2 separate regions of the Homo sapiens genome follow, and region 1 is linked to region 2. Evidence: read pairs that join two places in POLR2A ChIA-PET (ENCODE). Cell type or tissue: PC-9. All regions are shown on one strand. Links, peaks and the distances in the headings refer to the core of each region. The heading gives the core; the rest is flanking DNA.

Region 1 (16,696 bases), core at 5,692-13,691, 300 kb after region 2:
CAGCTACTCAGAAGACTGAGGTGGGAGAACCACTTGAGCTCTGGGAGGTCGAGGCTGCAGTGAGCTGTGATTGTACCACTGCACTAACATGATGGAGCAAGAATACTGTGTCTCAAAATAAAAATACAAAAAAAAAAAAAAAATCTGGGGGCAAAACCAATCTACCTTTAAGATTACTATCAAACCCCTAATGGTGAGTAGATGGTAGTAGAAAATTGAATTCTGTTCCAGCTTGCCTGTAAGGTTGATTTCATTCTGTTTTTTTGTTTTTGTTTTTGAGACAAAGTCTCACTCCGTCACCCAGGCTGGAGTGCAGTGGTGCAATCATAGCTCGCTGCAACCTCAAGCTCCTGGGCTCAAGAGATCCTCCCACCTCAGCAATGCCCAAAGTGCTAGGATTACAGGCGTGAACCGTCACATTCTGTTTTAATGTTAAGGTTCTTCTATACTTTAATATGGGTTGATAAATTTACTTGTTGTGAGGATGACATGCCATAGTGGCATCACATTTTACCTCAGATAGTAGGTTCTGAGTCAACCAGTAAGAAAAATAAACACAGGTGCTTACCACCTCCCTCCCCAACAGACCCCCCCTTCCCCCTCCACACACAATTGGGATGATTTGTTTTGTAACATTTTGTTTTATTCAACAGTAAGTATTTAAAATATCATTTTAAAAGTTGTATGTATTCCATCGTAAGCATGTACCACAGTTTATTAACCAATTTCCTGTCGTACAATTAGATCATTTCCAATTACTTGCTCTTATAAAAATGATGAGATGAACATCCTTGCGGATAAATCTTTGTGCTCATCCACAATGAAGTATTCTGGATAAATTCTTGGTTGCGGAATTGATGGTTCACAGGATATGAGCATTTTAAAGCCTTTTAATTCATATTGCCAAATTGTCCCCAAGGTCATTGCATGCTTCCTTCAAAGTGTCTTCTTGCCAACATTACTGGAAGTTATTATTCAAAGGAGTCTTGCATAGCATGCCTTTTTTGTTTTTTTGGATGACCCAGGGCTTCTATTCATTGTCTGGCCAATTTATCCTGGAAAGAGTACATGAAACGAGGCTAGAGATGATAAGTGCTGGTGGCTGGGTTGTGGGGGAGGGTGGGGAAAGATAACAGAAGGGTGGGCTTTGGAGGCCATTTCTTTACTCTGGCCTCCAAGCTATCTTCAGCAGACATCTAAAAACAGAATATTGCTTAATACTTAAAGGGCATATATAGTTTTAAAAAGCGTATTCACTATTATAATTTTTGATTTGGAAAATAATTTGGTCACCATAGAAGAATGGGAATGGCATTTGTATATTTATCCAAAAGGAAGTATGGTTTAAAAAAATATATGGAGAAACAATGTCCTAATCCAACCTCTCATTTTATTTTTATTTTGTTTTGAGACAAGATCTCGCTTTGTCACCCAGGATGGAGTGCATCACAGATCACCGCAGTCTCAAATTCCTGGGCTCAAGCCATTCCCTCCCTGCCCCCACCCCCGCCTCAGCCTCCTGACTAGCTATGGCTGCGGGCTAGCGCTACCACGCCTGACCCAACCTCTTATTTTAGATAGAGACACTGATACCAGAGAGTGGAAGGGATTTCTGTATGGCCACACAGCAAATTGATGACTGAGTTGGAGCCTCAAGTGAAGGTTCCCAAATTCCTGTACAGCGCTCTTTTGCAGAGGTAGGACAGCCATGGATCAGGGAGAGATGAGAAAACAGACATAAGGGCCTCTTTGGACAGATAGCCAGGCTCTCTTCTAGGGCCTGGGAGCCACCCTATGCCCCACCTGGATAAAAGCCCAGATGTGCCTAGCATGGCATTTCCACTTCTGCCTAATCATCTCCACCTGTGAATGGAAGCAAGCTTACACTTTAATACCCAGTGGTTTTGCCTGAACTTTCCCACTCACTGGGTAACGTCTCAGCTTTGTCAAGTATCACTTCGTCAGGGATCCTTTCTTGACTGCCAAGACTTAAGGCTCCCTGGTGCATTCTTATAACACCTCTGTAATCCCCTCGCAACAATGGTAATTACCTTGTTCTGTATTTAATATAGGTCTCCCTGACTAGAGTAGAAGCACTGTGAGTGTAGGAAGATTATCTGTTGCTCCTGGCATATACTAACCCTTAAATGTTTGCATGTGTGAATATTTGGACGGGTGCTAATGAATGAATTAGAAGTGTGTGTGGGCTGCTGAGAGGTGCTGTAGTTCTGATTGCCTGCAGGACCAGGAGAGTGATCCCTTATTGCCAAGGGCATTGAGAAAAGAGAGAAAGAAAAGAGACATAGTTGAGGTTGCGAGGGCAGAGACAAGCCAGAGGGTATGGTCTCCTTCGCTGGGTGCCTGATAGCGGCCTCCTGGGCGATGAGGTCGCAGTCACATCCAACCAAGTCTTCATTCCTGGCTTGTCAGAATCCGTTCCCGCAATTTACCAGGGATTGTTAGAAGACTCCTTGAATCATTGTGGGGAAGAGCATTCAAGGTCAGGACTCTTGGAGGGGAGACGACAGCAACCCGGGTCTCCTGCAGCCTGGTCTTCCCAGCCGATGGGCACTTGCGGCAACGGATGACAGGTCTGCTGGTGTCTGGCTAGACGCCAGAACAGCGCAGTTCTGAGGCCGCAGGTCCTGCCCCTCCGCCCTTTTCCCTCCCCCTCCTCAGCCTCTCTACCCCTCCCACTTGCAGCATCCTCTACGAGGAAAGGAATGTGCTGGGCTCGGACGCGCCGTCCTGGCCGAACGGCAGCACCTGGGGCGCGCTCTGGACCGCTGGGGTCCGCTGTCTGGCGCTGCGCCACGTGCTTTGATCGGTGCTGATGTCAAGTGGGTGTGGGCTCCTCGGAAAGGCCCCGGCGAGGAGGAGGAGGGCGCGCGATGCGCCGCGGGCGAGCTGAGGCCCCGGCGCGCTCCGTAGCCCAGCGCCGCTGACCGGTGGCCCGCCCGGGCTCGCGAAGCAGTCGCATGGAGCCGCGGAGCTGTCCTCCCTGGGACGCGTGCCCCGCCACGCTGGGGGTCTGGCAGGAGCGACCAAGGGGGGCCTGCAGGTGTGTGTGCGCGCTGTAACTTTCGGGGGGTCTGCGGGTTGTCGAGCCGACAGGGCGCAGGGTGCACGGGCTCCTTTTGGGGGTGCTTTGTGTCTGGGCGCGGGCGTGACTGGAGCCGGCTAGTCCCCGGCCAGCCATGAGCGAGGGAGCCGTAGCTGGCCGCTGGAGTTTCTGCAAGAGAATTCATTGAGCCGGCGCCCGGCTTTGGGTTACTCCTCGGGAAGGACGCCAAGGGAGCCGTTGTTGTTTTTAAAAATCGGGTCTCCAAGTACAGACTGCGTTCTTGTTAACAGGATTACCTCAGCAGCAGAGAGCGCCGCTTCCCAAAATCGGCTGTGGTTGGGGACCCCACGGCCCCGCAGGCGTGCGGGCTGCGGGGACAGCAACTGGCCAGCAGTGGAGAGGGTGGGGACCGGGAGGTGGGCAAAGGCGACCCCGCCAAGCGTTCCGCCAAGTGTGCAGGGGCGCCTGCCCTTCCTCTACACCCACACTTGCCAGGAGCCGGCTACGGAGGAGGTAAGGGGTCAGCTTCTCGCCTGTGACAGCTCTGGTTTCAGACACACCTTCCCGGAGGAATGCAGAGGCTTTGTTCCAGGCGCCCGTCCCAGCCCCGAGCCCTGAAGCCCGCGGGCATAGGGCTGGGACTCCGGTGCCATTACTCATCTTTTATGGCAACGCCGGCAAGCTCCTAGGTAGGCAAGTTAATTATTAATGTGTCTAAGCTGGAGAGAGGAAATCTGAAAATGAGATTGGTGGGTTGCAGGCCTCCCCCTTTCTTTTTTGGCTTTGGCAAGGCAAGGTTTAAGCCCAAGGTGTTGCAGTCTATTTCCCTAGAAGGATAAGGGCATTCCCCCAAGGCACCAGCACTGCCCCCGAAGGGTTCCCCTTTCGTTGTCGGTGGGACAGCCCCATCTCCTCCCAGAGGGCAGAAAGGGTGCATCCCTCAGTTTTTAATCTACTTTAGAACCCGTCTGTACCCCTCCTCCTTTGCCTTCCTAAATGCATCTCACTCCCATCCCCTTCCTCAAGGCAGCTTCCAGACCAGGTGTAGGAGACCTGAGTCCTCTCAGCAGGTAGAGTCTGAAACATTCTGAAAAATAGAAAAATGTTGCCCTGTCCCAGCCATGGTGCCTGAAAACCTCCTTGCGTGCTCCGCCAGTGCCCTCGGGTGTATTTTCAGGCCTGGGGGCTGTGGGCAGAGGAAGAGGTGTCTGTCAGGTGTCACCTGACTTGTCTCTCCCAGGCCCCTCAGTAGGAGGGGAGCAGAAAGGTCCAGGTGGGAAATAGAGAAGGTGGAGTGAGGCTCCTCCCTCAGGCAGTTTCAGTTTCCCTCCTGTCCTTATCAGAGAGAGGGTGGGTCTAAGACTGATAGTTGTACAAGGTGTCCTGTTTGTGTGCTGGGGTATTTCTGGGTGGGGCCCTAATGAGTGGGAGTGGAAGGGCCCAGCCTTAAATGGAGGGCTGTGGACCAGGCTGGGCTCTGGGGAGGTGGGAGGGACGGGGGTTGGTTAGAGACAGACCTGAGGAGATTTTTTACCCCAGCCAGGGCCTTAGAATAGTTGTGAAACTCAGCCTTCCTGGTAGCATTGTGCCTTAGAGACCTGGGAAGCTATGTGCTGGCTTAGGATAGAGTTTTCAGTCCTGTTAACGGAAGGGTGGAAGGACTGGACTGTAGAGTAAGTGCGATGAGGAAGATGAGCATGTCTTGGAAGTTGACATTCTGGGGAGTGCAAGAGGCGGCTGAGTTTATGTAAGGCGGGGAGGGGCAAAGGCAAGAAGTGTGGGGAATAGGGTGGGCTTACTGCAGGCAAGGAGCGCAGGAAGGCAGATTTTAGCACTGGGTGTGGGCTGTGTATCAGAGAGGTGCTTCCAGACAGGCTGCTGTGCTCCCTCCCCCTCCTCCCAATTTTCTATCCCCTTTCTCAGTGACTTGGTTTGCTGAGTTCGCCTGCCTCTCTGCTCTGCTCTCCATGGGCTGGGCTGCTCCAGTCCCTACCTCACTCCAGCCTTCCAGGGAGAAAATGAGTGAAGGAAGGCTTGACTTTAAAGAGGCTGTTGACTCTGAAACCCTGGTTTGTTGGGGAATCAGTGCCACCTGCCCTGCCACCTGGGTTTGCGGTGTGTACACTCCATGGCAGCCCTCCCCTAACACACAGGGCTCTTGCTTGTAGAGTGCCACCTTCTCCAACCCTGCCCTGAGCTGCTGGTACTCTGTGAGTTGAGGATTTGAAGATGGCCTTGATTAGGAACAAGGTTTTTCTATTATGAAAAGTCTGCTCAAGCCAGCCGTCTAACGTCTCACCTTTTGGCCTGCTGGCCATGGCTGCATATTTGTGGATAATGGCCCAGCCAAGATGGCCTGGGGCAGCTACTACCCAAAGTGATTCCCGGAAAGAGTAGGTGGGTAGCGGGGTCCCTAGGGCACTGAGAGTGAGAGGGCATCAGAGGTTATAGGTTAGGGGGAAAGTGAGGCAGGTATCAGACTGTGGAATGGTGGGGTGAGGATGTCATGGTCACTATGGATTGTGAGGTCAGAGGACTGAGTAGGGCTAGCTTGGAAATTCCCCATGTGTCTTGCTCCTAATGTCTGCACTGGATGGAGCAGGCTATGGTGAGTCCAACATCAGTGGAGGCCTCTGTCCTGGGGCCTGACTCCCCTTGCTCTCAGGGGAAAGGGGCAGCCTGTCTCTCCTCTGCACCAGCTCCTTAGCTTGTCTTCTCTCTTCCCTCTTAAAAGAGGTACTTGGTTGATGGTGGTTACTGAGTTCCTCAGTAGCAGCTGTGGCAGGGAGCCTTTACCTGGGATGGGTGGCAGGAGAAGCTCCCTAGGCTAAGAGAAGGGTGCTCTGATGGTTTGTTCTGACTCAGGCAAGATCGGGAGGAGAAATAGACTAAAGACCCTGGCAGCACTTGCAGTCTTGGTTTGCAAAAGCACAAAGTTCCAACCTAGGGTTTGTACTATATCTGGTGAAGGGAAAAGAAGCCAGTGTTCCAGGCCTATACCCTGTGAGTACCCAGGAATGAGGGGAGAGAGAATGAGGGGTTAATTGAAGCAGTGTGGCAATTTCTTTGGAGGCTTGGGCTCAAATTCAGTCTCTGCTACTTACTAGCTTTGTGTCCTTCAGCTTCTCTGAGTCTCAGTTTCTTTGCCTATTTGTTAAGTAGGGACAAGGCCACTCCCCCATCCTCAGGACAATTGTGAGAATTGTATGAGATGATTGTAAAGGATTTAATGCAGTACTTACCAATTGATAGCTATTATTTTTCATTAATTAAGGCAGCTAGAGAGTCCTTGGATCATTAGCTGAGAGGTTTTTTTGTTTTGTTTTTTAAATGTAGAAAATAAGAATGTATTTTGTGCTGCTACCAGAGGCCATACCTGGGCTCCTAGGTTCAGATGAGACAACTGTCCTAGAAGGGTTTCATCTGACTTCCATATCAAACCTGTTTCCAGCCTCCAGATATTCAAAGAGGCCTTGGAGAACCCTGAATCTCTGACGCAGGCATACAGCATAGCTGAACTGGAAAGGTCACCTGCTCAAACTCCTGCTGAAGCAGCCTTCTCTGGTCCAGCCAGGATTAGGGAATATTAGTCCTAAGAGCAACTGGATACCTGTCACATTTTAGCTGCGTGACTCTAGACGAGTCCTTTTATCTCTTTGAGCCAGTGTCCTTTGAGAATAATAAAACCTGCCTCACACAGTTGTTCTTATGCTCAAACAGGACAACGTATGCTCAACTGTAATGCAGCATTGCATATTATTGATAGCTAACTAGATACCAGACAGTGATCTCAGTATGTTCATATATTATCTCATTGAATTCTCACAGCAAGTTATGATGCAACTTAATTATTGTCCACATTTCATTAATGAAGAAGTTGAGCTGTTAGGGATTGTAATTGTTATTGTTGGATAGCTGACTCCTTACTGGAAGTCATGCATCTGAAGACCTATCTCCCAAAGTAGGAATAAACTAAAGTTCCTACAAATATGTTTGCATGCTGCCTTTCTTCCACTGACCTATTCTAATATCCCAGGCTAAGTCTGAACATAAATTTGTAAAATAAGTTTGCTATTTTTGTGCCCCTCTCTGCCCCCTCATCCATAGGGTCTGTGGGGCTGATGGACACAGTGCCTTCTTGTCTGTGACTTTTAAGCATCACTTGCATGGGATTGTAACCCTTTTTGCACTCACCCTAGCTAGTAGTTCCTTTTAAGAAAGAGGTTGCTAGTTTGATTTGAGTTTAGGCAGGGGAAATGTTTGGTCTAGAGATGACTGTTAGGCTCAGAGTTTTCAAGGTCCCATCTTTCTTTCTGACGCATCTGGTAAGCTGTTTTGCTCTGTTCCAGATGATCTGCCAGTGAACAGAGGTCTGAAGTTCTCAATGTGTTAGAAAAAAAATGTAAAAGGAACAACAACAACAAAAAAACGCCCTGCGAAAATAAGGGCTCCCAGCTGGTGGTGTTTCAGACACAGGCATTGCTCATTAACGGAGTTATGATTACAGCCCCGAATTCATTCTCATTACTTTTGTAGCATGTTTATAAGATTACAAAAAGGCTGTCACTTTGTGGGTTATTTTCTCTTTTTATTACATGAACAACATTTATGCAGGTGTGACACCAATAAAGCAATACAGGTCTGGTTTGGAATAAAAAGTGAGATACCACGGGTGAGGCTCTAGGTGTGCTTAAGAGATTCTAGGGCTCTGGTTAGCAAAGAAAGAGTTTCCACGGCATGGAGCTGTGCACTCTGCTCCTGTAGCAGCCTGCTGGTGTCGTCAGAGTGGGCATAGTTCCTGTCACTTTACTGGAACTTGGAGTGACACGTCTGAAGTCAGGTAGTCAGATATGTAATGGCAGAGACTGGACTCCAGGTCCCTGACTTTTCGGACTCAGAGGCAAGTGGTCTTATTTGTCCTGACAATAATTTAAATAATTTTTCCTATTATGTACACTTTGTGGGAAATTTAGAATATTATACTACAAAGAAGATGGAGGAAATTAAGGACCAAGCACCAAAGACAACCACTGTCCATATTTTGATGGATTTTGAAAAACCTTTTCTCTTTGTTTTGTTTGTTTAGAAATGGGGACATTTGTTTTTGTCAGGGGAGATTTGCTATTTGCTTGTTATTTATACATCTCTGGGCATATCTAATTTCCTCCCTTGGAACAGGCATTCTTTCTGTAAGCTTTGATTCTCTACAAATTCAGGTGAAGCTCTTTATTTTATGTAAAGCACTGTGCTAGGCACTGTAGGGGAAAGAGATGAGCAAGCCATTCCTCTCTTCGGAATTTACAATTAAGTGGGAGAGGCAGATGTGTACTCAACCAATTAGTACAGGTAGAGTAGTAATAACAAACATTTCTGATAGCCAGCCCTTTCCATGTGCTTTATACAAGTTACTCACATTTAATCCCCCATCAACCTTGTGAAGGAGGCATTGCCCATTTTATAATTGTAGAAACTCAGAGGTTAGTTTGCCTAAGGTGATAAAACTAGCAGCCACCCAAGCTGTGATCCAAATCCAGGTTGTCCCATTACAAAAGTAAGTGTCCTCTGTTATGAAAAACGGCTGGTATCACAAATCCCAGAGAAGGGAAGCTCAAAGTCAAAGTCCTTTGTGAAGAAGGAAGAGATGGTACATATCTCTTTGTCATTCCCTCTCTCATCCTTTCTCTCTCTCTGATTCTAATTATATTGAGTAATATTTGTTGTCTTTTTTTTCCCTGCTTAGAATCTTTTGTTTATTTGGGTCATTTGATAATAAATCTGAGTATTGGAACTGGAGGGGAATGGAAAGGTTATCTAGACTATCCTTTTTACTTTCTTTTTTTCTCAAATTTTTAATTTTAAGAGATGAGGTCTTGCTCTGTTACCCAGACTGGAGTGCAGTGGTGTGATCATAGCTCACTGCAGCATCCAACTCCTGGGCTCCTGACTCAGCCCCCCAAGAAGATAGGACTACAGGTGTGAGCTACCATGCTTGGCTAAGTGTTTTTCTTTTTTTAGAGGTGAGATCTCACTATGTTGCCCAGGCTGGTCTAGAACTCCTGGCCTCAAGTGATCCTCCTGCCTGTCTCCTGAGAAGCTGGGATTACAGGCACCAGCCACTGCATCTGGTTCTTTTTATTTTCTTACTGGAGAAAACTGAGTCTCAGAGAAGAGAAGTGACCTGGGCATACAGAATAGTTTTTAGTTAAGTGAGGACCAGAACCCAAGTTTTCTTTTCACCAGAGTTTCCCAAAGTGTGCAATGATATGGGGTAATACAGGGGTGAATCTTTCTTTTCTTTTCTTTCTTTTGAGACAGAGTTTCACTCTTGTCACCCAGGCTGGAGTGCAATGGCGTGATCTCAGCTCACTGCAACCTCCGCCTCCCAGGTACAAGCGATTCTCCTGCCTCAGCCTCCCAGGTAGCTGGAATTACAGGCATCTGCCACCAAGCCCAGCTAATTTTTTTGTATTTTTTAGTAGAGATGGGGTTTCATCATCTTGGCAAGGCTGGTCTCAAACTCCTGACCTCAGGTGATCCACCCACCTTGGCCTCCCAAAGTGCTGGCATTATAGGCATGAGCCACCGTGCTGGGCCTAGGGGTGAATATTTCTTAATAGTTTTTTTTTTATGTGAGTATGTAATGTTTTTCATGTGTGTTTGAAGAAAAATATAACTAGAACATCAAAGTCATCATTTGGCAGCTGTTATGCTTAGGATATAGCTAGAGTCCTTGTGGTCTATTTAAAGGAAAAAAGTGGAAGTACAGGTTGGACAAGATGTGGCAGAAATTACAGAGGCGGTGTGAGCAATGTGTGGTTAATGTTAGGGAAACAGTGCATTTACACCAGTTTACACTTCCTCCTAATGGATTCACCTGCCTGGCCAGCTTTATTATTTCAGGGGCAAGTAGAAGGGAGCCAACCCTTAGTGAAAACCTACTACTTGCTGGGCATTTTACCAGCTGGTCAGTATCAACGGGCTCATTGTACTGATGTGTATATATTGAGAAAGCTCAGAGAAGTTGATTAACAAGCTCAAGGTTACAGAGGATAGGTTGGAGAGTGAAGGTTCAGATCCCAGCTTGGGCTGCTTCAGTTGCCCCTTATAGCCACCTGCTGCCTTCCACAAGGTGAGTGAGCCTAGGACCTTTCTCCTCCTAGGTCTGACTCCTGTTGGGATTTGAAGGTACCAGGCTCAAGTGGAAATGAACGTGGTTGGGTTGCTAGGTTGTTGCTGTAGCCTGCTAATTTAAGGCTTGATTTTGATAGAATTTTAAAGAATGTGCAGTATTTATCAAATCTGACTCATGCTATTCAGTGACAGAACCCTTATCCTGCTTCTGTCCGTGTTGTGATGACGCCATGTGAATTGTGAGCCCCAGGAAGATGTAGATTGTGAATGACTCTTGAGATTGAGTCATCTATCCATACTTTCAGAGTTCAGAGAATCAACTAGTAGGCATTTACCTAGAGTGGAGCTGTGGAGGTGAGATGTGGGCTGCTTCCACGTTAGCTGAAGAAACCTGGAGCTGTAGGTTATAGAGAGAAGAATGACTTTCAGGGCCCCTTGTGGGACATTTTGTCTAGAACAATGGGATCCAAGCTTTGGGTCCCTCCTAAACCAACCAAGAAGGTTCAACTTCTTAGTGCTTTAGGACTACATGGAGCATGGCCTCTTGCACAAGGCAAACAGTCACTGTGCATCTGCCATGTGGTAAGTGCTATGATAGTGGAGTGGGCCAGATGATGGGCTCCTCCAAAAGATGTCCATGTGCTAATACCCAGAACCTGTGAATATGTTACCTTATATGGGAAAAGGGACTTTCGGATATGATGAAGGGAAGGACTTTGGGATGGGAAGATCATTCTGGATTATCTGGGTGGGCCCATGTAATCAGAAGGGTCCTTATAAGATCAGAGTAAGGGAAGGAAATATGAGGAGGGTAGTAGAGGTTGGAGCATTGTGCCCTTGAGCCAAGGAATGTGGGCAGCCTCTAGAAGCTGGAAGAGGCAAGGAATGGATTCTGCCCTAGGGCCTCCTGAGGAGCACGGCTCTGCTGACTCTTTGATTTCAGTCCAATAAGACTGATTTTGGATATCTGACCTCCGAAACCTTAGGATGATAAATTTGTGTTGTTATAAGTACCTAAATTTATGATAATTTGTTATAGCAGCAATAGGAAGCTAATATAGATAGACACAGAAGATGAACAGTGAATACAGCATATCTCTGCCTTCAAGCAGCTCTCATTCTAGTGGGGAAGACAGGCAAGTCAACGGCCAATTTTTTATTTTTTATTTTTTTGAGACAGGGTCTTGCTGTGTCACCCAGGCTGGAGGGCAGTGGCGTGAATTTGGCTCACTGCAAATTCCACCTCCTGGATTCAAGTGATTCTCCTGACTCAGCCTCCCAAGTAGCTGGGGTTACAGGTACCTGCCACCAAGCCCGGCTAATTTTTGTATTTTTTGTAGAGACAGGGTTTCACTGTGTTGGCCAGGTTTGTTTTGAACTCCTGACCTCAATTGATCCACCCGCCTCGGCCTCCCAAAGGGTTGGGATTACAGGTGTGAGCCACCGTGCCCGGCCTCAAAAGCCACTTTTGATAATAGTGGTAGTGTCCGAATAGGGCTATTAATCCAGGATTCTGTGGGACCTAATCCAGCCTGACCTCAGGGGTGCCACTGAGGATAAGTTGGAGGAAGGTGGGCAGGGAAGAGCCTTTATGGTGGGAAAAAAAGAGCATCAATGTCATCTCAGTCAGATCAGAAAACTAGGTGGAGCTTACTGGCAGTCCTTGCAAGGGAGAAAGCTGGTTCCATCTAAATTGGTGCAGTCTCTGTGGCTGTTTTCAGACTTAAGCCTTTTGGGCCTTGCATAATTGGGGAGATAGGTTGAAAAGTCCTGTTTCCTCTTCAGGGTTGTGTGATAATAGAGTTGATTGTTCCAGGCACTGCCGTGGCTTTTTTACACATTGTCCGATCTAATCTTCAAAACAATTGCCTGAGGTAGGGACTGTTTTCCTCATCCTATGATTGAGGGAAATGAGACTTAAGTTAATCAGGCCCAACAGCACACAGCTTGTAAGTAGTGGGGCTGAGATTCGAATCCAGGTCTTTAGGTGTCAGAGCCCATGTTCTGAGCATGGTTTTCTGCGGTAGAAAGTCCACTTGGCGCTTCTGCACAGCCAAAGAAACTACCATCAGAGTGAACAGGCAACCTACAAAATGGGAGAAAATTTTCGCAACCTACTCATCTGACAAAGGGCTAATATCCAGAATCTACAATGAACTCAAATTTACAAGAAAAAACAAACAACCCCATTAACAAGTGGGCGAAGGACATGAACAGACACTTCTCAAAAGAAGACCTTTATGCAGCCAAAAAACACATGAAACAATGCTCACCATCACTGGCCATCAGAGAAATGCAAATCAAAACCACAATGAGATACCATCTCACACCAGTTAGAATGGCAATCATTAAAAAGTCAGGAAACAACAGGTGCTGGAGAGGATGTGGAGAAATAGGAACACTTTTACACTGTTGGTGGGACTGTAAACTAGTTCAACCATTGTGGAAGTCAGTGTGGCGATTCCTCAGGGATCTAGAACTAGAAATACCATTTGACCCAGCCATCCCATTAATGGGTATATACCCAAAGGACTATAAATCATGCTGCTATAAAGACACATGCACACGTATGTTTATTGCGGCATTATTCACAATAGCAAAGACTTGGAACCAACCCAAATGTCCAACAATGATAGACTGGATTAAGAAAATGTGGCACATATATACCATGGAATATTATGCAGCCATAAAAAATGATGAGTTCATGTCCTTTGTAGGGACATGGATGAAATTGGAAATCATCATTCTCAGTAAACTATCGCAAGAACAAAAAACCAAACACTGCATATTCTCACTCATAGGTGGGAATTGAACAATGAGAGCACATGGACACAGGAAGGGGAACATCACACTCTGGGGACTGTTGTGGGGTGGGGGGAGGGGGGAGGGATAGCATTGGGAGATATGCCTAATGCTAGATGACGAGTTAGTGGGTGCAGCGCACCAGCATGGCACATGTATACATATGTAACAAACCTGCACATCGTGCACATGTACCCTAAAACTTAAAGTATAATAATAATAAATTAAAAATAAAAAAGTCCACTTGGCCAGATATGAGAGGACCTGAGTTCTAGTCCTAGGTCTGCTTCTTATTAGACTTAGAGCAGGTCAACCTACTTACCAATCTGTTTTCCTGTCTGTAAAAGGAGATAAGAGGCCAGCCTGCCTCAGAGATGTTGTGAGTTCAGGGCAATGTTGCCTGAAGGCAACGTGTCTCAGACACCTCTGGAGAGGGCCTTGATAGTGAACCCCATCCCCTTAAGGGTCATTGAGGTGGGTTGGGGAATTCGGCCACAGGGGATCATTGAGGTGTCCACATGGGGCTATTATATTTGCATCTGTGGGTAGTGGTGGAGATAGAAAGTGGGCAAGAAACAGCAGAGTGGCCTGTCTCAGGGCACTGGGAGTGGGGTATAAGTCTAGGAGAGAGAGGTGTGGCCTGCATCATGTTTTCTCCAAAGACATGAATGCTGGAGGCTGCTGAGGAGAAAAACCTTTCTTGTCTTGGGGTCAAGTGACAAGCATTTAGTCCCAGCCCTGCCACTTAACCATCTGTGTGATTTGAGGCAAGTTGGCTGGAGTTCCGTAACCTCCATTTTCTCATATGTAAAACAGGGCTAATGATTCCCATGTTGCAGAGCATGTGAAAGCATCCTGTCCCTTTCCTGGTATGCAGTGGACATTGATAAATAGTGGTGAACTCTAGATCACTTTAGTATTTCCCGGGGTTAATCCAATAAGTCCCAATTCTTTGCAGGATTCCACATTTCTCCCTTGCCTTTCAGACTCACTTAGGCACATTGTAGTTGGATGTGAAGGAAGGTCTGGCCATAGAATGAGACCCCCATGAATTATTGAGGGGGAAGACCCTGTGCTTCCTGGAAGGAGATGCTGATCAGTGTTTTTCTGGTGGCTGCAGTGGGTACGCAGGGCCATTTTGGAAGCGAGAATGTTTGTCTTGCCAAGTACGAGATTGAGTGTCACCGGTTTGCTTTCTGGGAATAATGGCTGTGCCGATGAAATAGATTTATGGCGCTGAGGTACGTCACAGATGAGACTGATTTTTTTTTCCCACTTTAAATGTCGATGTTTTCTAATTATTCAAATAATGTGCTTATTTTAGAATATTGGGAAAGTATCAAGAAAGAAAAAAATGTCTACTTCTAAGTCCAGGGGTGATTACTGCTAACGTTTTGGTAAATTTCCCTTTCTTCTTTTTTCAAATGCACATAAGCTTTTTTTTTAAATATGCTTTATGCACTTACGATATCATGTGTATTTCCCAGATCATTACATATTCCTTAAGAACATTTTTATTTGGTACATAACAGTCTGTGGTGCACACATGCCATAATATTCTTAATCATTCCCTGTTCCATAGTTAGGCATTTAGATTGCTTCTACTTTTCTCCTAAAATACATAAAAATATTTCACTTTTTAAAGAACGATTTTCTTAAATTCCTGGAACTGGGATTCCTAGATCAAAGAATAAGCACATTTAAAAGTGTATTTTGGTGGACTCTTCTATTTACCTTATATTAAAAAGCAAAAAAGTTATGGTGTGGTGAGGCGGCTGCAGGCCAGCTTGGGTGAGGTCCCTGCTTCTGACCATTGTGCACAGAAGGCTGCCTCCTTGCTGCTCACTTGCTTCCTGGCGGACAGTACAATCAGCCTCTTGTGGTTTGCCAGTGAAATTTAAGTACTGGGTCAGCCTTTCCAGTGCTTCTCTCTCTGTCAGGAAGTTCATCTGTGAATCTAACCTAAATCTCATCTGCTGCATTTTAAATCCTCACCTGCTGTCGCTTCCCCTCAGTGGAGTGGAACAGAGCAAAGCTGCGCACTGTCTGCAGGCAGCCTTGTTCACCTCTCTCCCGTGACCACTGCGACGCCAGCTGCCAGCCTTATGTTACCCTGGAGGAAATTTGAGGGTCTCTGGCTACTGCTGTCGAGACTGGGAGGGCAGTCCTTGCATCGAGTTGCTGCTGATAACACCAGGTAGGGTTTCTGAATCCTAGAGTGCCCATGCTGTGCGGGCCAGCATCTCCCGCGCCCTCTGCAGAACTTGTGGGGGCAATTAGCATTCAGAGTGGCACTCTCCTCTGGATGCTGTGGGTCTATCAGATTCATTCTTTGGGGGAAAAAAAAATGTGGCTGGAGCAGGGACTAATTGCATTTCAGCCCCAATTGCATTGGCCAAGCGGTAAATGTACAGTGAAGGAAGATGGCCAGGCAAGGAGGGGCGTTTGAGAACATTCTGGTAATAGGAAATCCGGCTGTCATTGTGGGAGGGAAAGGTCCCACCCTGGGCCTCCCACCCTTGGCATAAAGCAGCTGTGCCCTCTACCAGAACAGCCTTGGCCACCTTTCTTAGCGTGGGTCCATTGTTGAGAGCTGACAGCTTTATTATGGAGCAGTAGGATGTTAATTTGGAAGAGAAATGAATATAGCTGCAACTTCATGGGCAGCAAGAGGCCCCTTGTGTCCCCTCACTTAGGCATTTTAGAGCTGGCTGGCAATTGGCCAGCAGGGTGGAGCGAGTCACACAGGAAAGAGTCTGGGAATTGAGTCCTTGCAGCACCTGTGAGAATATCTGAGCATGGCTAGAAGCCCAGAGGAGATGGAGCCTGAAGCCTCCCGGGGACCCAGTCTGGGCTGACTGACCTCCAGCTCCCTGCCCTCCCCTCTATCACAGCACCTGGAGATCCTGCCTTAATGTTAACTGCTTGATGCTCCCAGCTTGTCCTTGGAAGTTCTACACACGTAAGATGAGATGCCTTGTTTTACACTTTGCTATTCCCTCCTTCCGTGTCTCGTACAGTGTAGGTCTTGATTGAAATGAAGTCAGCATTTAAGAGGCAAAACCCAGTGGTTTTGGGCACTCAGTAAAGAAGCTAGTTCTCTGCTCTTCAGCTCCCATTTAAAATATCCATGTCAGAGTATTATTCATCCTTTTGAAGAGGGGAAGCTTTTTCTGTCTCCCTTTATAGTTATACCAAATTCTCTTTGGTGCTGAATGTCACTGTACTTTTAGCTTAGTGGGTTGAAGTTGGAGGCCAAAGTCCCCACTGCAAGGCCTTAGCCCAGTGAGTGCCACCCCTGGCTGCACATTAGAATGCCTTGGGGAGCTTTTAAAAAATATGTCTGGGACCTAGTGCCAGAGATTCTGATTTATTTGGTCTGGACTGGGGCTCTGGCATCATTTTAGAAACATTCCACTGAATAAGGAGTAAGGTGTGTCTGCCATACCCTATCAGCAGTTTCCCTTTATGGGAAGATACATAGTAGAAGCCTGTGACATCTGCAGCAGTAGGTTACTCCACATCCTTTTTGGAAGCAGAAAGGGTAAAGTGCCAAATGAGAGCATTGCATCAGGGCTTTCATGTGAGGGATTGGCTTGATGGGAAGCCTCCAGAGATGTATCTTGTGCCCATTTCTGTTACCAGGGTGTGCTCTGGCTGTGTCGCTCTGCTTGGTAATTAAGCAGGTGCCGTGGACGG
Region 2 (16,696 bases), core at 5,324-13,323:
ACTCAAAAAAGTGAAAGTTTTCTATTGTGACCTGTCTCAACTTCAGATTTATGCCCTAAAGTCTCAGAGAGGAAAGAGCTGCTCAGGGATTTCAAAGGAAGGCGGAAATACAATACTTCGGAAATTAGACGGCATTTTCTTTGAAAAAGGAATCTCTTTGCCTGAACCTCCCATTTTTGTTTGTTAGTTTTCTTTCTTTTGTTTTGTTTTGGATTTTTTGTTTTGCCTTTAATCAACATGGACCTGGCTCCCTCTGCTGGAGCTAAAGTAAAATGCTGCTTTAAAAATCAATTTGGGGCCAGATGCCTTGGCTTAGGCTTGTAGTCCCAGCAATTTGGGAGGCCTAGGGGGGCGGATCACTTGAGCCCTGGAGTTCCAGACCAACGTGGGCAACATGGCAAAACCCTGTCTTTACAAAATATGAAAATTCACCAGATGTGGTGGTGTGCGTCTGTAGTCTCGGCTACTCGGGAGGCTAAGGCAGGAGGATTTCCTGAACCGGGGAGGCAGAGGTTGCAGTGAGCAGAGATGGCATCACTGCACTCCAGCCTGGGAGACAGGAGTGAAACCCTGCCTCAAAGAAAAAAAAAATTAGCTGTACACATGAGTCCTAGCTACTTGGGAGGCTGTGGTAGGAGGATTGCTTGAGCCCAGGAGTTTGAGACCAGCCTGGGCAAGATGAAGAGACCCCCATCTCTACAAAAAAAGTTTTTAAAAAATAGCTGTGTGTGGTGGCAACTGCCTATGGTCCCAGCTACTCAGGAAGCTGAGGCAAGAAGATCCCTTGAGCCCAGGAGTTAAGGCTGCAGTGAGCTATGATCTGGTCACTGCACTCCAGCCTGGGCAAGAGAGTGAGACACCGTCTTGCTCTGGTGATTCATTACCATTGAATCTCTTGAATTATATCAATAATCACTTGGGTACTGAATGTCTCCTGTGTGTATAGCAATACTCAGGGCCCCGGAGGAGGCCAAGAACTGCCATGTTTCCCCCCTCAGGATCTGTGGGTTTTTTGTTTTGTGTTGTTTTTGAGACAGAGTCTTGCTCTGTCACCCAGGCTGGAGTGCAGCGGCACGATCTTGGCTCACTGCAACCTCCACCTCCCAGGTTCAAGCGATCTTCCCGCCTCAGCCTCCCAAGTAGCTGGGATTACAAGCATGCACCACCACGCCTGGCTAATTTTTGTATTTTTTTAGTAGAGACTGGGTTTCACCATGTTGGCCAGGCCGGTCTCAAACTCCTGACCTCAGGTGATCCACCTGCCTCGGCCTCCCAAAGTGCTGGGATTACAGGTGTGAGCCACCATGCCCAGCCATGGATCTGGGTGTAATTTTTTTTTTCACGCTTAATTCACTTTATTTTTCTTGTATAAAAACCCTATGTTGTAGCCACAGCTAGAGCCTGGGTCCACTGCACGGAGACTCTGGTGTGGGTCTTGACGAGGTGGTCAGTGAATTCCTGATAGGTAGACTTGGTAAATACAGTCTCCTTCCAGAGGTCAGGGGTCAGGTAGCTGTAGGTCTTAGAAATTGCATCAAAGGTGGCCTTGGTGAAGTTGCCCAGGGTGGCAGTGCAGCCCCGGTCTGAGGTGTAGCAGTCATCGATACCAGCCATCATGAGCAGCTCCTTGGGCACAGGTGCGGAGACGATGCCAGTGCCCCTGGGTGCAGGGATGAGGCGCACCAGCACAGAGCCGCAGCGGCCTGTCACCTTGCAAGGGACGGTGTGGGGCTTGCTGATCTTGTTCCCCCAGTAGCCTCTGCGCACGGGGACAATAGAGAGCTTGGCCAGGATGATGGCCCCACGGATGGCGGTGGCCACCACTTTGGAGCACTTAACACCCAGACCGACGTGGCCATTGTAGTCCCCGACAGCAACAAACGCCTTGAACCTGGTGCGCTGGCCGGCACGGGTCTGCTTCTGCACTGGCATAATCTTCAAAATCTCATCCTTGAGAGAAGCCGCCAGGAAAAAGTCAATGATCTCTGATTCCTTAATGGGCAGGGAGAAGAGATAGATCTCCTCCAGGGACTTGATCTTCACGTCTTTGACAAAGCGGCCCAGCTTGGTGACGGGCATCCACTCCTTATCCTCGGCCTTGCCTCCGCGAGCTCTGCGGCCCTGGCCCAGGCCCAGTCCACGGCCGCTACCCTGGCCCCGGATGCCACTGCCGAAACCTCCGCGGAAGCCACCGCGGTTCCCCATCCCAGGGCCACCAGGGCCTCCGGGCCCCCCAACTGCACCGGCGTCACGCCATTTGGTGTTTTCTCAGAGAAGAGGCGGATCTGGGGTTTTTAAGGGAACATGGATGCTGTATACAGTGATTAGCATGGTGTCTAACATATAGTAAGTCCTCTGTAAATGTTCACTTACTCTACTGAGTGCGGCTTCTGTTCAGGGCTAGAATCTCTGATCCAGGCCTGACGGAACTTTTTTTTCAGATGGATTCCTCCTGGCCTCTGCTAAATTGTCAATACCATGAGAACAGGAACAAAGTCTTATTCATGCTCCATCCCTAGTTCTTAGGATACCTGGCACATGAAACACACTCAAAACATTTTGTTGAGTTAATGATGTCTCAAGGAAACTCACTCTACCCTTTGCTTGCTCCCATTGTTTAAAAAAGGGAGGTGACTGGCCGGGTGCAGTGGCTCACGCCCGTAATCCCAGAACTCTGGGAGGCCGGGGCGGGCAGATCACCTGAGGTCAGGAGTTCGAGACCAGCCTGACCAACATGGAGAAACCCCGTCTGTACTAAAAACATAAAAAATTAACCAGGTGTGGTGGCCAGCGCCTGTAGTCCCAGCTACTTGGGAGGCTGAGCCAGGAGAATGGCGTGAACCCAGGAGGCGGAGCTTGCAGTGAGCTGAGATTGTGTCACTGCACTCCAGCCTGGGTGACAGAGCAAGACTCCATCTGAAAAAAAAAAAAAAAAAAGGGAGGGGATGCCAGGTATAGTGGCTCATGCCTGTAATTCTAGCACTTTGGGAGACTGAGCTGTGATCGTGCCGCTATACTCCAGCCTGGGTGACAGAGTGAGACCCTATCTCAACAACAACAACAACAAAAAGAAAAAAAAAAGGAGGTGAAATATATCTTCCTATGACGTGTTTTGCCTAATCTAAGTGGTTCTCAAAAAATGTAAGTTCCCTTTCTACCTCCCCTTCTTGTCCTTCTATCATTGCCCTTTTCTTCTACCCTTTTCTTCTTCTTCATTTTTTTTTAAGACAGAGTCTTGCTCTGTCGCCCAGGCTGGAGTGCAGTGGTGCGATCTAGGCTTACTGCAACCTCTGCTTCCCGGGTGCCAGTGATTCTCCTGCCTCAGCCTCCTGAGTAGCTGGGACTCCAGGCATGCACCACCACGCTCAGCTAATTTTTGTATTTTTAGTAGAGATGAGGTTTCGCCATGTTGCCCAGGCTGGTCTTGAACTCCTGGCCTGAAGTGATCAGCCCACTTTGGCCTCCCAAAGTGCTGGAATTACAGGCATGAGCCACCGCAGCTGGCCTCTTCTACCCTCCTCTATTCAATTACTGGAGGCCTGCAAATTAAACTGACAAAAGACAAATTAATAAGAGTTCACGCATGCAATGCACATATGTGTGGGAACGCTCAGTGATGAGTAACTCAAAAAGGTGGCTAGAATTTGTGGCTTATGGCTGGGCACAGTGGCACATGCCTGTAATCCCAGAACTTTGGGAGGCCGAAATGAGTGGATCACTTGAGGTCAGGAGTTCGAGAGCAGTCTGGCCAACGTGGTGAAACCCCTCTACTAAAAATACAAAAATTTGTCAGGCGTGGTGGTGCACGCCTATAGTCCCAGCTACTCGGGAGGCTGAGGTGGGAGAATTGCTTCAACCCAGGAGGTGGAAGTTGAAGTGAGCCGAGATCACACCACTGCATTCCAGCCTGGGTGACAGAGCAAGACTCCGTCTCAAAAAGAAAAAAAAAAAAGAATTTGTGGCTATATCTAACAGTAGGGGAAGGAGGAGGAAGAAAAGAGTCCCATGGGAAGGACAAATAGGTTTTTAAAGGAAATACAAGTGGGGTTTTTTTTGAGACAGAGTCTTGCTCTGTCGCCCAGGCTGGAGTACAGTGGTGCGATCTCAACTCACTGCAAGCTCCGCCTCCCGGGTTTAAGCGATTCTCCTGCCTCAGCCTCCTGAGTAGCTGGGATTACAGGCACATGCCACCATGCCTGGCTAATTTTTGTATTTTTAGTAGATACTGGGTTTCACCATGTTGGTCAGGCTGGTCTCGAACTCCTGAACTTGTGATCCGCCCGCCCCGGGTTCCCAAAGTGCTGGGATTACAGGTGTGAGCCACCACACCCAGCCACAAGTGAGTTTTTAAGAGAACAAATGAGAGCCAAAGTTTGTGATAATATTTGGCCACATAACTATGAGTGGTCTTTCTGCCTTCTTCAAGGCCGTAAAACTTCCCTGGAGGGAGAATTCATGATACCTCATTTCTCAGAAGTTGCTGCTTTTAGTCACATAAGGGAAGCTCCGAGAAGGATTCTTTATGATTCTATTGAATCTCAAATGTGTTCTGCTTACAATAATCTTTATACTAACTCTGGAGTTCTGAGTTAGCATAAAGGTTCGCGCACCCTCATGAATATGAGACTATTTAAATCCCCTGCTGATATCCAGATTCCACTGCCTGTACCTTCAGTGTTCCTCTAATAATCTATTAGCCAAATAATTTAAAACTTACAAAGTAATTGGGGAAATCCATCCTGAAACACGAAACAAAGAGGTATTGAGGGCTTTAAACGTGCCGAGTGACTAGGTTCGGACAAGATAGGAGTAAATTCAGGAGTTTTGAAAAGGGAATATTCCTGAGAGTACAGAAGAGTTAGAAGAGGTTTTCTGCAGTTCATAGGCTCAACAATTTATTCATGCATCTGAAGACCTGGATTGCTGGGAACAGTGGCTCATGCCTTAATCCCAGCTACTCAAGAGGCTAAGGCAAGAGGATGGTTGAGGCCGGAGATAAAGACCAGCCTGAGGCTGGGCATGGTGGGTCACACCTGTAATCCCAGCACTTTGGGAGGCTGAGGCAGGTGGATCACGAGGTCAGGAGTTTGAGACGAGCCTGGCCAACATGGTGAAACTCCTTCTCTACTAAAAATATAAAAATTAGCTGGGCATGGTGGCAGGTGCCTGTAGTCCAGCTACTCATGAGGCTGAAGCAGGAGAATCACTTGAACCTGGGAGGTGGAGCGTGCAGTGAGCTGAGGTCATGCCACTGCACTCCAGCCTGGGCAACAGAGCAAGACTCCGTCTTGGGAAAAAAAAAAAAAAAAAAGACCAGCCTGAGCCGCACAGTGAGACCCTGTCTCTTAACAACAACAAAAAAGCAAACAACATGGTACTTACCCTCACGGAGTTCACCCTCTAGTTGAGTAGACATATAACCACCAAGGGAATTAATAAGAAAATGATGACAGAATATAGCGAAGAAAGTAAGCAAGGTGCTGTTTATATATGAGGTAGGGCGAGCAGGGGACAAGAGTCAGCTTTAGAGAGGATGAGGGTCAGGAAGTCTCTCTGTGTAGTTGGCAAGGAACTGATAAGAAGTCTGTCAGGAAAGAACATTCCATTCTGACAGAGCAGCTAGGGCTGAGGCCCTTGGAGGAAGATTTGGCAATGAGGAGAGGAAGGAACAGGGAATAGCTTAAGAAAAAGCAAGGGTGGGAGCAGTCTGCAGCATGGGTTGGAGGAGAGAAGCAGTGGAGTATAAAGAAAGAAACAAGGCTGGGTGCAGTGGCTCATGCCTGTAATCCCAGCACTTTGGGAGGCCGAGGCGGGCAAATCACCTGAGGTCGGGAGTTCGGGACCAGCCTAACCAACATGGAGAAACCCCATCTCTAATAAAAATACAAAATTAGCCAGGCATGGTGGCGCGTGCCTGTAATCCCAGCTACTCGGGAGGTTGAGGCAGGAGAATCACTTGAACCCGGGAGGTGGAGGTTGCAGTGAGCCGAGATTACACCATTGCACTCCAGCCTGGGCAACAAGAGCAAAACTCCGTCTCCCAAAAAAAAAAAAAAGCCAGGCACGGTGGCTCACACCTGTAATCCCTGTAATCCCAACACTTTGGGAGGCTGAGGTGGGTGGATCATGAGGTCAGGAATTGGAGAGCAGCCTGACCAACATGGCAAAACCCCGTCTCTACCAAAAATACAAAAATTAGCCAGGCATGGTAGTGCACACCTGTAATCTCAGCTACTCAGGAGGCTGAGGCAGGAGAATTGCTTGAACCTGGGAGGCAGAGGTTGCAGTGAGCCGAGATTGTGCCACTGCACTCCAGCCTGGGCAACAGAGTGAGACTCCATTTCAAAAAAAAAAAAAAAAATTAGCTGAAAAAAAATTAGCTGGGTGTGGTGGCACACACCTGTAGTCCCAGCTACTTGGGAGACTGAGGCAGGAGAATCGCTTGAACCTGGGAGGTGGAGGTTGCAGTGAGCCGAGATTGTGCCACTGCACTCGAGCCTGGCAACAGAGCAAGGCTCTGTCTCAAAAAGAAAAAAAAAAAAAGAAAAGAAACATGAATTCCAATGCAAAACTTTTAATGAAAAATATGCAATAATAGTGTTTAAGGGAACATGTATTTCAACATCTTTTGTTATTCGAAATATTTGAGCATTACTTTAAGCATATACATGTAAGTACATGCTCAAACATATAATTCCTATGTTTCTAAAGTCTTTGAAGCAATTTATAGAAATGTAACATGAAATAATGGGTTAAGTAATTGGTGTGGAGGAAAGAAGTAAAGGCAAGCAGGAGAAGGAAAATAAGCTAAAACCAACTGTTATGATGACACACAAAAGTGCATATTATATAGTTCTAGACAATAGCTAGACCTGGGCCGTAAATTTGATTCTGAGCTTCCAGGGACAAAGCCATAGGGAAATCTGAACAATGATGAAATTTACTTTCCCTTTGATAAAAATAAAAGAGCTCATTTTTTTTTTTTTTTTTGAGACAGAGTCTTGCTCTGTCGCCCAGGCTGGAGTGCAGTGGCACGATCTCGGCTCACTGCAAGCTCTGCCTCCCGTGTTCACGCCATTCTCCTGCCTCAGCCTCCCGAGTAGCTGGGACTACAGGTGCCCGCCACCACGCCCGGCTAATTTTTTGTATTTTTAGTAGAGACGGGGTTTTACCGTGTTAGCCAGGATGGTCTCGATCTCCTGACCTCATGCTCTGTCCGCCTTGGCCTCCCAAAGTGCTGGGATTATAGGCGTGAGCCACTGTGCCCAGCCAAAATGAAGTAGCTCTTAAGAGAAACATAGCTTCCTGGTAATAAGATCCGAGAGAAATTTTCCCTAATTATGAGTCACTCTATAACATAGTGGTCAAAGTCCTCAACAACATCCTTACAATAACTACAACAGCAAGATTCCTAGGGCCATCTCTTACAACCAGCTTTGGTGTGTAAAACCAAAATGCAATTCAGCACAAGCAATTCTACAAGAGACAGGGGCAATCCAGCTACATAGCTTATTCTAATAGTCATAAATAAGGGATAACATTTAGATTGTTTAGAGAAGTGGATAGATTACTTATCCTTCAAGTAATCCCCAATGAGTATTATTTTTTTTCACTTGAGCTTTTGATAAATAAAGTGCAGAGAAAGTTTGAAGTTATTTTTCTGGTAAGAAACTAGAATGGAAATGATTTTGCTGCTGAGTAATAGTTGATTTAGCACTCAATGGGGCTGAAGGTAGGACTGACATTCTTTCAGAGCAATGAGGCATCTAACAGTGCGATAGCCCAAAAAGAAGGCCATCCCACTGCCATTTGGAAATAGGCCTAAGAAGGTACATGTGCAAAGACAAGACTTTCTTCAGAAATAGATCTGGACTCACTTAAACACATGGACAAGTGATGTCTCAGGCCCCAAAGTTCTTCCACATAAATGTAGTCAAGATCATTCTAGCTCCCAGAAGTCAAGAGAATATCTTAATAAATTAGCTAAGAAATTTACTTACCAGATAAGTGCATTATTTGTATGCTATATAAATTTTTTGACAGTAAATCAAAATACTGGAGAACAGTTACCAAAAACAGTATTTGAATATAAAAAGAGTTGTTCTCAAGCCATGCTTTCTGACAATAATTATACAGAAGGACTGGGTGGTAATAATATCATATCTACAACATAAAAATAAAGGACTTCTTCTTAACAAAAGACCATGAACTAAGCTCATTTAAAAGTTGTTTCAGTTTGTTAAGGAGCACCTTTTGAAAAAAAAAAGGGAAGCTCTCTGCTTGAACCAATAAAGTTGTCTGATCTGCTGGCATGACAAATACTGGCTAGCTGGTTACCAAACCATTTTTTTCCCCTGTTGGACCACAGTTCAGCTACATTTCCCAGCTTCCCTTTTAGTTAGTCATGGGCAAGTAGTTCTGACCAGTGGAATTTGATGCATTTCACCTTCAAATGAAGGTGCAAGAAACCTCAGAGTGATGCTGATATAGTGAAGACAGCAGACTTTCATCATTCTGAGTTTCTCAACACCCAACCTCATATTGGGCTTATGCGGAGAGAAATACACTCCGATTGTGTTAAGCCATTGAGGTTTCAAAGCTTATTTTTACAGCAGCTAGCATAAAGTCAATATAGCATTTAACTAATACAGTCAAGAATTATACTTCTAGGACAGGTGCAGTGGCTCATGCCTGTAATCCCAGTACTTAGGGAGGCTGAGGTAGGTGGATCACCTGAGGTCAGGAGTTCGAGACCAGCCTGGCCAACATGGCAAAACCTTGCCTCTACTAAAAAATAAAAAAATTGGCCGGGCGTGCTGGTGGGCACCTGTAATCCCAGCTACTGGGGAGGCTGAGGCAGGGAGAATTGCTTGAACCCGGGAGGCAGAGGTTGCAGTGAGTTGAGATTGCACCACTGTACTCCAGCTTAGGTGACAGACTGAGACTCTGTCTCAAAAAACAAAACAAAAGAATATACTTCTTACATTTCAACTGCTCTGTACAAAAAAAGTATTTTAAAAAAGAAAAAAAGAATATACTTCTACTCTGTTTTAGAATAAATGTCTTTTTTTTTTCCCCTGGCTGCTGGGTGACATGTAGGCCCAAATAAGTGTCATTTTTAAAAAAATAATTTACTTCTACCTCTCTGCACTTCGGTTTCCTTGCTTGTAAAATGAAGATATTAACAGCACTTACTTCGTAAGTTTGCTCTAGGAATTAAATATGTTAATGCATGTAAAGTACTGTACTTCTAACAGTGCCTGACAAATAGTAACCATTCCATTCACGTTAACTATCATTGTTATTATTACAAATCTTCCTAGTGGTATTAAGATTTAGCTTCCACGTAAGAATATCCTAATTTTTTTCTAACTCATTCAGACTGCAATTACAAATGATGTCACATTTATGTTTCTATCTGCATAGTGCTGATCCATGCCTCCATCACTGTAGAGCTTCAGTACATTTTTCAGCACCTTGGGTTGTCTCAGACATGCTCTGAAATTGTTCTTCTTCTCCGACCTCCATATTGTTGTCAGCCCACCATGTTTGAAGCTGTGGGGGCAGAACTGGGGGCAGAATGAGGAGCGCTTGCTACCATGAGTGTGCTGATCCTGCCCAGGGATCCTGCCTCTCATTTGTCCCAAAGCTGCAGACACTCAGAATGCCAAAATAGACTTCTGTCCACTTGTAACTGTTTTTTTTTTTTCCAAATTTGCTTTAACTTCGTAATTTTGTGTAATAATTTACTTCATTTGGGGAAATGTTAGAAACACATCTAAAAGATTATCTCAGATATCACAGAAACAAATTTTACTTCATTTATTTTCTCATTGTCCTTTTTTTTTTTTTTTTTTGAGACAGAGTTTCTCTCTTGTTGGCCAGGCTGGAGTGCGGGGGCGCGATCTCAGCTCACTGCAACCTCTGCCTTCTTTTTGGGCTATCACACTGCATTCTCCTGCCTCAGACTCCTAAGTAGCTGGATTACAGGCATGTGCCACCAAGCCAGGCTAATTTTGTATTTTTAGTAGAGGCAGGGTTTTACCATGTTAGTCAGGCTGGTCTCAAACTCCTGACCTCAGGTGATCCACCCGCCTTGGCCTCCCAAAGTGCTGGGATTACAGGCGTGAGCCACCACGCCTGGTCACTCATTGTCCTTTTTCAATCATCAGGCTTATGGGAAGGGGTGACCAGTTCACACCACTGAATCCCTCTTCCCAGTAATTCCTGGTCAATTCCCTGCATCTACTTCTTGTCCATACACCGGGTCACTACCGTATATCCAGAAACTGCTCCCAGGCTCGGTGGCAGGGAATAATAACCTGGGGGTATATAGATCTGTCTCCACCAAAACTCCCTTCCCCAAAGAAATCCATGGATGGAATTCAAGAGGCCTATGAACTTGAATGGGAAGGAAAAAATATCATGTCTTTATTTTCACTAATCTCAAATAGAAACTTAGCAATTCCTTCCCTTACTAATGTAGGCCACAAGTCATAGCAGTACTAGCTGTATCTGTGACTTTGTCACTAACAGATATCCCAGATATTTTTCTTTTTTTTAAATGGAGTCTCGCTCTGTGGCCCAGGCTGGAGTGCAGTGGTATGATCTCAGCTCACTGCAACCTCCCCGTCCTGGGTTCAAGCGATTCTCCTGCCTCAGCCTCCCAAGTAGCTGGGATTACAGGCATGCACCACCACACCTGGCTAATTTTTTATATTTTTGGTAGAGACAGGGTTTCACCATGTTGGCTAGGCTGGTCTCGAACTCATGACCTCAAGTGATCTGCCTGCCTCGGTCTCCCAAAGTGCTGGGATTACAGGTGTGAGCCACTGTGCCCGACCACATCCCAGATATTTCTATGTCACATTATTGCAGTTAAAACTATCTTGAAATATCATTTGTGTTCATACTGCTATGAAATTATGGTAGTCATTAGACTGCCATTAGATCTTTTTAATATATCAACAAAAAGCATGTATATTATATCCCACATGGTGATTTAATATTTTGAGAACTGTATTTCACTATAATAGGTTTCCAATTCTATTTTAGCTTTGTATGTAAAAACATTATTCTGAGTAGGGGGTCTATAGACTCCCTGACTACCAAAACGGTCCATGGCATAAAAAAGGAAAACCTCTGGAATTTGGACTTGATTGGATTTGACACTTAGCTCCAAACCCCCATGTATTTTTCCTTATTTACTCTCCTTTGTAGTCCCAAAGGACTAAAGTGGCGACAAACATTCAGACCCACTGACATGCATTCCCCAAGGCAGCATGGTAAGATGATTAAAAGCTCAGACATTGGAGTCAGCCTGCCCAGCTCTACCACTCATTAACCATGTGACCCAGGCAAGTTACTTAACCTCTCTGTACCTCATATCTGTTAAGTGGGAATTAGAATTGTCTCTCATAAGGTTGTTCTGAAGGTTAAATGAGTTAATTTATTAAATGTTGGTTGGGCACAGTGGCTCATGCCTATAATCCCAGCACTTTGGGAGGCTGAGGTGGGCGGATCACTTGAGCCCAGGAGTTCAGGACCAGCCTGGGCAACATGGCAAAACTCTGTCTCTACAAAAAATACAAATATTAGCTGGGTGTGCTGGTGCATACCTGTAGTCACAGATACTTGGGAGGCTGAGGTGGGAGGATCACTTGAGCCTGGGGAGGTCAAGCCTGCAGTGAGCTGTGATCATGCCACTGCACTTTAGCCTGGGGAACAGAGTGAGACCTTGTCTCAAAATAAAATAAAAATAAAATAAAGTAACATAACATAAAATATAAAATAAAATAAAATATCTAGCACATAGCAAGCTCTCAGCAAATGTTAGCTACTCTTCCAAGTACCTATCACCTGTTTCTTTATGATATTCTGGGGAGGGGAAGAGGAGGAGAGAAAAGAGTAGGTTGGCTATTCCTCTTGTGAGTCACAGCCTACACATCATACTTTAATGATGCACAAAATGGCCATCCTTTTTAAAGGCATATCAAAGAAACAGTTGATAGTTCTTTGAAATTTTTCTAACTTAATTTTAGGTTTTATATAGTAACTCACAACTGAATTTAAAAAATTATTCAGTGCAATACAAATGCTCCTCACCACTGGTTTACAAGGCAGGGCTTCCACTGAAATAATATTAGTCTTTCATAATTCATGCTCAGGCCAGGTGCAGTGGCTCATGCCTCCAATCCCAACACTTTGGGAGGCCAAGCGGGGAGGATTGCTTGAGCCCAGAGGTTCGAGACCAACCTGGGCAATATGGTGAGACCTTGTCTCTAAAAAAATTATTTTAATTAGCCCAGTGTGGTGGAGTGCACCCGTAGTCCCAGCTACTCAAGAGGCTGAGATGGGAGGATTGCTTGAGCCCAGGAAGTTGAGGCTGCAGTGAGATGTGATCATATCACTACACTCCAGCCTAGGTGACAGAGTGAGATTCTGTCTCAAAAAAAAAAAAAAAATCATGTGAATTTCTATACAAGAGGAAAGTCTTGGCTATGTTGTTTTAACTGAAGGGGAAAAGGTATTAAATATAAATGGAAGTAATTTCATTCATTCACTTAACAATTATTAGGCTCTCTGAGCCAAGCACTGCTCTAGATGCAAAGGAATTAATGGTGAACAAGACAAAGTCCCTGCTGTCATTGAGCTTACATTCTAGTGTGGGAAAATAAATACCTAAAATAAATAAATAAGAAAAGTATCAGGAGGTAGTCAGTGCTTCACAGAGCATTAAAATAAAGTCACGCTATATATATAGGGACGAGGTGAGTATTTTAGACTGGGTGGTCAGTGAAATTCTCAGGAGGTAACATTTAACCAGAGATATGAAGGACAAAAAGGAGCCAGTCACACTCAAAGGGACAGCATTTCAGGCAAGGGAATAGCTAGTGCAAAGTCATTAGAGCAGGAGTGAGCTTGCATATTCTTGGCTGTTTAGGAATGAAAGAAGGCTGCTGTTGCTGGAACAGTGGTCAAGGGGCAGAGCGATACAGGAGAGGTAAACTGGATCAGGTTTGTAAGGCTTTGGAAGCAAAGGGAAGGTTTATTCTAAGTGCAATGGAAAGCTACTAGTGAGTTCAACCAGTTGGTGAGGTGATCTGATTTACCTTTTATTATTATTCTTTTTTTTAAGAGACATGGTTTCCCTTTGTTGCCCAGGCTGGAGTGCAGTGGTCCAATCATAGCTCACTGCAGCCTCAAACACATGAGTGCAATGAATCCTCCTTCCTCAGCCTTCTGTGTAGCTGGGAATATGGGAGCGCATCACCATGCCCAGCTATTTAAAAAAATTTTTTTTTAGAGATGAGAGTCACTATGTTGCCCAGGCTAGTCTCAAACTTGGGCTCAGGTAATCCTCCCATCTCAGCCTTCTTGGCAGCTGTGATTTACAGCTGATTTATCATTTCATTTTATTTATTACATTAGAGACAGAGTCTCCTTCTTGTCGCCCAGCTGGAGTGCAGTGGTGCGATCATCGCTCACTGCCGGTTCGAACTCCTGGGCTCAAGTGATCCTTCTGCCTCACCCTTCTGAGTAGCTGGGACTACAGGCATGCACCACCACACCTGGATAATTATTTTATTTTTTGTAGAGATGGGGTCTTGTTATGTTGCCGAAGCTGGTTTCAAACTCCTGGCCTCAAGTGATCATCCTGCCTCTGCCTCCCAAAGTGTTGGAGTTGCAGGCATGAGCCACCCACTCAGTGATTTACCATTTCAAATCATGCCAAGAATTGCATGGGGTACAAACTTAAGGGGTTAAGACTGGATGCAGGAAGACCAGTTAGATGGTGGCTTAGACTAGGATTACAGGAGTGAGATGGCAAGAAGGGTCAGGTTTGGCTTTAGGATGTATTTTGGAGATAGAGCCAGTAGGAACTATTGACTGGGATATGGGAGAATGAGAGGAATCAAGGATGACTCCTGACCTGGCCTATGTAACTGGGCTGATGGTGCCAATTATTTAGGCGGGTAAATATTGGGGATGATGAGGGGATGGGAAAGTGGGGAACAGATATAGGGTGATAAATTGAGAGTTCTCAATTTGTGCTCATTTTGAGTTGCTTATCAAACATCCAAATGAGGTAGACAGTTACACAAATCTAGAGTTCTACAGAGGACTAGTCAGGGGCTGGAGATATAAATTTCAGAATGATTGACCTAGGAATGGTACTTAAAACCATGGATCTTGAACTCACCTAGTTGAACCATAAAATCAAAGAAAAAAAAAGAGGCTGGGTGCAGTGGCTCATGCCTCTAATCCTAGCACTTTGGGAGGCCAAGGCGGGTGGATCACCTGAGGTCAGGAGATCAAAACCACCCTGGCCAACACGGCGAAACTCTGTCTCTACTAAAAATACAAAAATTAGCCAGGTGTAGCGGCGCACACCTGTAATCCCAGCTGCTCGGGAGGCTGAGGAAGGAGAATCGCTTGAACCCAGGAGGTGGAGGTTGCAGTGAGCCGAGATCACGCCACTGCACTCCAGCCTGCGCGATGGGAGCGAGGCTCCATCTCAAAAAAAAAAAAAAGCTGAAGATGAAGTCTTAGAGCTCTCCTACCTTTAGAGGTCTGATAGAAGGGAAGGAACTGATAAGAGACTAAGTGGTACGCAGGGAGGTAGAAGGAAAACTAGGGGGATCTGATGTCATAAAAGCCTACAGAACAAAGTGCTTCCAGGAAGGAATGGTCACTACAGTGAAACACTGCTGAGTGGTCTGGAAAGATGGGGACAGAGACTTGACCGGACTTGGGCAAAATGTGGGTCATTAGCAACTTGATGAAACATTTCAGTATACAGAGGATATAAAATCCCAAAAGAGTAAGAAGGTAGGGTCAGCAAGTACAGGTAGTTCTTCTGAGTTTCATTATAATAGGAAGCAGGGAAGAAGGCAGAAGCTGGAGAAGGTGTAAGATTAAGGGAGAGAGGGAAGTTATGTGTGTAAGGGTCAAAGGGAGAGAGACTGGGTGGGGAAGCTTCGAGAAGAGAAAACATAGACATCAACTTTTTTTTTAAGATTTATTTTAAGTGATATTTTCACTGTGTACAGAATTTCAAGGTTGGCATTTGTTTACTTTTAGTACACTTCATCCTTGAACAATGAGGGCATTAGGAGAACTGACCCCTACACAGTTGAAAAATCTGTATGTACCTTTTGGCTCCCTTAAAAAAAAAAATTTTTTTTTTTTTTTTTGAGACGTAGTCTCCTCTGTCACCCAGGCTGGAATGCAATGGTGCGATCTCGGCTCACTGCAACCTCCACCTCCCGGGTTCAAGCGATTCTCCTGCCTCAGCCTCCTGAGTAGCTGGGACTACAGGCGTGCACCACCACACCCAGCTAATTTTTGTATTTTTAGTAGAGACGGGGTTTCACCATGTTGGTCAGGCTGATCTCGAACTCCTGACCTTGTGATCCGCCTCGGCCCCCCAAAGTGCTGTGATTACAGGCGTGAGCCACTGGCGCCCAGCCAACATCAACTTTAAAAACATAGACATAAACTTCAGTTTTGTTCAGACTAAATATACTTCATACCAAAATTACCAAGCTCCCTTATGCTTCTTTTTTTATTTTACTTTAAGTTCTGGGATACATATGCAGAACGTGCAGGTTTGTTACACAGGTATACATTTGCCATGGTGGTTTGCTGCACCTACTTCTTTCTTTTTTAATTTGAAAGTAATACATGCCCATGGTAACAAAGTCAACCTGTACAACAGGAGTATATAGTAAAAAGGCTCCCTCCTATTGCTGACCCTCAGGCTCCCAGTTCCTCTTTACGTATGTAGCCACTATTACCAGTTTCTTGTGTATATTTGTGTATATTTCCAGAGATATCCTATGCTATTACAACACATTCCATTTTTTAACATAAATACTGGCATGCCATAGATTACTTGGCAACTTGCCCTTTTCCCTTAATAAAATATATTGGAGATTATTCCACAATGGAAAATATTCTTATCAGTACATCTTTTTAACAGCTGCATAGTATTCCATTTTATGATATACCATAACCTATTTACCCATTCCCTATTGATGAGCATTTAGTTGTTTTCACTCTTTTCCCATCACATGATTTTTATGGTGTGGGGACAAGAGTGACTGTATTTTAGATGCTAATCTGCCATGTGACTCCTGACTAACCCCCAGTCCAGGAATACCTCCAAGATGTCTAGTTATTACTCTTTATGTAGAAACACCTATTCACTGTAAGTTTTGTCTTTCCTTCAAAACCACCCCTGATGTCATTGCATAAATCACAGGCTGTGAGGTCCATAACCATCTACACATTTCTCCCAGAGCATGTATGATTCAAAATATAAGCCCTGGATCAGGGGGTTTGTGGTGTGAAGAACTACCTGTCTTGTGGCCACCGAAGACCATACTTTTGTCCGTAAGCTCCCTAATAAAATACTCTATACCAACAAACCAGATTTGTCTTCCTTATTCTTTGGTTTCTTGGTTCCTTTTGTGTCTGCAGGTTGCTTTGCATATATAGCCCTTTCATGGAACATATGGGTGGAATTGTGTACCCTCCCCCCAAACTCATATGATTAATTTCTAACCCTTAATATCTCAGAATGTGACCTCATTTAGAGGCAGGGTCTTTACAAAGTAATTAAGATAAAATGACATCATTAGTGGGGGCCCTAATCCAATATGACTGGTCTCCTTAAAGAAGCAGAAATTTG

The links. Peaks named below come from ENCODE experiments on the same cell type or tissue, not always from the same donor. Only the 100,000 strongest peaks of a DNase experiment are listed, where the experiment ranks them.
Region 1: POLR2A ChIA-PET joins it to region 2 with 5 read pairs; 3 of 35 experiments call an interaction of 5 or more read pairs at or near these places.

What each region holds. Positions count from the first base shown.
Region 1 is chr11:16,911,891-16,928,586 of GRCh38, reverse strand. The region is part of intron 3 of PLEKHA7 (pleckstrin homology domain containing A7); the gene reads left to right. SNORD147 (small nucleolar RNA, C/D box 147) reads left to right here and starts at 2,565; the gene lies at 2,565-2,649. RefSeq lists an enhancer at 3,310-3,921. In PC-9, for the core only: no CTCF peak of the experiment used is centred there; DNase peaks (open chromatin) are centred at 9,826 and 10,416; H3K4me3 peaks cover 800 bases; H3K27ac peaks cover 4,285 bases.
Region 2 is chr11:17,213,833-17,230,528 of GRCh38, reverse strand. It overlaps the pseudogene RPS2P40. Among named protein-coding and RNA genes, the nearest start is that of PIK3C2A, 14 kb to the right of the region's middle. In PC-9, for the core only: no CTCF peak of the experiment used is centred there; no DNase peak of the experiment used is centred there.